Linked DNA regions of Homo sapiens: region 1 is linked to region 2. A link is an interaction called in ENCODE POLR2A ChIA-PET data of the cell type or tissue named here. Cell type or tissue: endothelial cell of umbilical vein. All regions are shown on one strand.

Region 1 (2,500 bases), 170 kb before region 2:
TAAAACAAATTAAGTAAAACCTTTGTACTCCAAAATTTGTATAGGAAGTACCAGTGTGAGTTTACGAGGTATTTTATCTTTAATATGAACTTATTAAATATAAAATATGCATATATGTGTGTGTGTATTTTTATATATACACACATGCGCACACACACACATGCATACAAATTGCATTAGCTCTGTCCACTGAAAAAGATCAGCTCTGAAAACCTTAACTCTGTCCATCGAAAAGATCTAGAAATGATGACCAACAGAACTGCAATGAGCAAACCAAATATTATATTCCCACCAAAGAAAAAACAGATTACCATTGTGTGGTCTTTCTTGCTAAAACTATCAAACCTAAGGTAGGTTTTGGATAAAGATGACGAGTTTGACTTCGACATGCTGTGTTACACAAACGGAACAGCACAGGAATTGAAAATAAAATGAAAATAAACATTCAAGTGTTATTCAATTTGTTAAGAAAAATAGCAGAGGTCTAACTATGAGAAATCAAGAATCAAAGCACGGATAAATAATAAATATCCATCACAACATTTAGAGAAGTGAGAGATGTTTAGAAGAGGTAATAAAATAATGGGAGTCATATAAGGAGAAAGTTTAGAGAAGCAACTTCTTGAAGTATTAGTTTTCAGCCAAAGACTTAAGTGTACAAGATAGTCATCAGTTCCCTGGCCTTTTCATAGTGTAGTTGCAATAATAATTGCATCATAAAATTACAAAACACACACACAAAAGCTGGAAACTTCATTTGCACTTCAAATTTAAATCACACAGCAAAAATAAAATCTTTGCAACTGTACATTGTGCAGTTATTAACATCTTCATTTTCTAAAGGAGAAGACTGATACACAGAGATATCAAAAGACTATGGAAATCTTAGTTAATTGGTGGAAGAAGAAAATGAAGCCAGTTTGCTGCTGTTTCATTATCAATATCAGGGTCTATTTTGGGGGGATCCTGTCTCTATTCTTGAACATTCTAACTAGAATATTGAAAGACTGTCTTATGTGTGTCATTTATCACTATGTATTTATCAATATTCAGCTAAGAAGAAATTTCAAATTTATAGCTTGATTCTGTATCTTGGAAAACATCAAGGCCCTATCATAGCAAGATGGACAACAGAGGGTGCCCTTCACTTTGAGCATAAGATGCATTGACTAATCATTTCCTGAATCATTACTAAGTGATGCTTCATACAATTCTTGGCAACCGAGTCTTTTAAACTGCAACAGATGTGAAGTGGTGAGTAATATACTTCCGTATTTTTCTCCCTAAAGGCAGTTGAAATCAAATAATCATAGTCAAAGTGAAGGCAAACTCACGATAGTTAATTAAATTTCTATGCCAACGGAAAGCCTTATATAATACCTGGAGATGTTAACAAAGAAAGCTTTGCAAAATGAAATCAGAAGCTACTTGGTGTTAACTGATTTCCAGCTCAAAAGAGAGGGGGACAAGTAGTAGGAAAACTTTCATGCTGATAGTAACAACGGACTTCCAGGAAAATGTCGTTAGTAACAAACAGTGCCTTTGCTAATTGCTTTTTAGATTTTTCCACTGAGTAGAGTTATATATTCCCCATACAACTTATTAGGAAAACATTTACTTAAACCCTCCTTGACTTTTCACTGAAACAACAGTAAAGGGCATCACCTTCTAGTACTTGAGTTGAACAAAATGCTTTCAGCAAAGTCATTCTATATTTGCAGTAAACTAATTTCTCACAAAGAATGAAAGTTCCATACAGGGAAAAAGTAACAATTTTCACCACAATTTGTAAGAGATGCTTTCACAAGAAAAATGAAGCATAGAATCCACAGGTTTCAAATGAAAAACTTGTCTGAAAATAAGGTGAAGGGCTGGCAAACTTCCTGGTTTCCCCAAGAGTTTCAGGCTGAGAAGCCCATTGCAGCACGTGTACATCTCTCCTAATCCTTTTAACCCCAACCCCACACACTTACATGCAAAGCATTGGAATCCTTAAAAATCGCTAGAACTGATGACTAAGACTTGATGTTGTTCTAGGAGCTTCTTCAGAACTCCTGGTAACATTTTTCCTGTCTGGATGTGCAAACTTTATATTATTAACTACATCAAATGAAAACCATCCCCCTCCGATCCTTTTGCTTTACATTCAAAGTAAAAGAATGAATTTCTATTTTATTAATTTCAGGTTCCTTCAGATATGTAATTTAATATGCCAGTGATATAAATAATTCTCCAGAAAACAAAGCGCAGATTCTCAGGTTTTCCAAGGAGAGGATTTTCTCACTGTATCCCCCAGGCTGGAGTGCAGTGGTGCAATCTCGGCTCACTGCAACCTCTGCCTCCCAGGTTCAAGTGATTCTCCTGCCTCAGCCTCCCGAGTAGCTGGGATTACAGGTGCCTGCCACCATGTCCGGCTAATTTTTGTGTTTTTAGTAGAGACGGCTTCACCATATTGGCCAAGCTGGTCTCAAACTCCTGACTTCAGGTGATCTGCCAGCCT
Region 2 (2,500 bases):
TCAAAAGACTGCACAAAATTTAGCACCTGTTGCCCTTATTGATAATATATTATACTCTTGGCATTCTTTCTTCCCTGTTCATCCTCGTCTTCCTCACACTTGATACCTAGGGTCACCATTCTAAATAAATGACCCACAACCATGCTCTTGTATTAGGCACTGCTTTAAAGGAAACTGAGATGAAGATGTAAACCAAAACTGCAATTATCATCACATTAGAAATGAGCACAAATAAGAATGCTGTATATTAAAAGCCCATATTAAAATATGGCCAAAGAACAATTCAGAAGAAAATATGCAACCTTAAGTGCATATGTGACATAATAAGAGAGAATAAAAATAAATGACTAAGCTTTGAATTCAAAAAGCTACAAGAGAAGCAATAAAGTAAACCCAAGGAAAGCAAAAATAAAAATTAAAAAAGGATTAATAAGATAAAATTATAAATAAATACAAAAGAAAACAGAAGGCTGGACACAGTTGCTCACTCATGTAATCCCAGTACTTCTGGTGGCAGAGGCAGGAAGATCTCTTGAGCCCAGGAGTCCAAGACTAGCCTGGGCAACATAAACAGACCTTGTGTATTAGTCTGTTTTCATGCTGCTGATAAGACATACCCAAGACTGGCAATTTACAAAAGAAAGAAATTTAATTGGATTTACAGTTCCACGTGGCTGGGGAAGCCTCACAGTCATGGTGGATGATTGTGATGGCAGCGGGCAAAGAGAGAGGCACACTTGTGAAGGGAAACTCCCCTTTTTATAACTATCAGATCTAGTGAAACTTATTCCCTATCACAAGAACAGCACGGGAAAGACCTGCCTCATGATTGAATTACCTCCCACGAGGTCACTCCCACAACACATGGGAATTCAACATGAGATTTGGTGGGGACACAGCCAACCATATCACCTTGTCTCTACAAAAAAATTAAAAGCTAGCTGGGCATGTTGGCACATGCCTGTAGTTTCAGCTACTCAGGAGGCTAAGGTGGGAGAATCACTTGAGCCCCGGAGGTTGAGGCTGCAGTAAGCCATGATCATGTCACCACACTCCAGCCTGGGCAACAGGGTGAAAACTTGTCTCAATAAATGAATAAATAAAACAAAATAATACACTGTGATCAAGTGGGATTTATCACAGAAATACAAGGATCACTTAACATACACAAATCAGTAAATGTAATACATCATGTCAACAGAATGGACAAAAGCCATAGGATAATCTCAACAACTACAGAAGAAAAACAATTGATAAAATTCAATATCCCTCCATGATAAATACTCTCAACAAATTAGGTATAGAAGGAACATACCTAAACACAATAAAAGACATATATGATGAACCCGTAGCTAACATACTGAGTGGGGAAAAACAGAAAGCATTTCCTCTAAGAAGTGTCACAAGGATGGCCCCTTTCACAACTCGTATTCATCATGGGACTGAAAATCATAACCAGAGCAATTACAAAAGAGAAAGAAATTTAAAAAGAGAAAGCCAAATTGTCCCTCTTCGCAGATGATATAATCTTATATATAGAAACTCTAAAGAACCACCAAAAACTTTTAGAACTCAAAAATAATTTTAGTGAAGTTTCAGGATACTAAATCAGCATACAAAAATCAGTAGCATTTCCATACACCAATAGTGAACTAGCTGAAAAAGAAATCAAGAAAGCAATGCCATTTACAATATCTACAGAAAAAAAAATACCTAGGAATAAATTTAACCAAGTAGGTGAAAGATATTTACCACCCCCCCCCCAAAAAAAAAACCAACTACAAAGTACTGTTGAAAAATTGAAGAGGACACAAAAAATGGAAAGAAATCCCAAGCTCAGGCTAGGCATGGTGGCTCATGCCTGTATGGATCACTTGAGGTTAGGAGTTCAAGACTAGCCTGGCCAACATGTTGAAACCCCATCTCCACTAAAAATACAAAAATTAGCCAGGCATGGTGGTGTGTGCCTGTAATCCCAGCTACTTAGGAGGCTGAGGCAGGAGAATGGCTTGAACCCAGGAGGCGGAGGTTGCAGTAAGCTGAGATTGTGCCACTGCACTCCAGCCTAGGTGACAGAGTGAGACTCTGTCTCAAAAAACAAAAAAAAAAGAAAAAGAAAGAAATCCCATACTCATAGATTGGAAGAATTAATATTGTTAAAATGAGTGTAGTACCTAAAGCAATCTACAGATTTAATGCAATTCCTATCAAAATATCACAGACATTCTTAATAGAAATAGAGAAAAACAATCCTAAAATTCACATGGAACCACAAAAGACCCCAAATAGCCAATGCAATCTTGAGCAAAAAGAACAAAGCTTGAGGCATCACACTGCCTGACTTCAAAACCTACTAAAGCTATAGTAACCAAAACAGCATGGTATTGGTATAAACACAAACACATTGACCAATGAAACAGAATAGAAAATCCAGAAGTAAATCCACATATTTACAGTCAACTCATTATTAACAAAGGCACCAAGAACGTACAATGGGGAA

The links. Peaks named below come from ENCODE experiments on the same cell type or tissue, not always from the same donor. Only the 100,000 strongest peaks of a DNase experiment are listed, where the experiment ranks them.
Region 1: POLR2A ChIA-PET joins it to region 2 with 11 read pairs; 2 of 35 experiments call an interaction of 5 or more read pairs at or near these places.

Annotation. Positions count from the first base shown.
Region 1 is chr5:98,453,913-98,456,412 of GRCh38, forward strand. No RefSeq gene overlaps it. Among named protein-coding and RNA genes, the nearest start is that of LINC01846, 290 kb to the left of the region's middle. In endothelial cell of umbilical vein, a CTCF peak has its summit at 1,091 (motif pointing right); a DNase peak (open chromatin) is centred at 1,229; H3K27ac peaks cover 1,618 bases.
Region 2 is chr5:98,625,911-98,628,410 of GRCh38, forward strand. No RefSeq gene overlaps it. Among named protein-coding and RNA genes, the nearest start is that of RGMB-AS1, 150 kb to the right of the region's middle. In endothelial cell of umbilical vein, no CTCF peak of the experiment used is centred here; no DNase peak of the experiment used is centred here.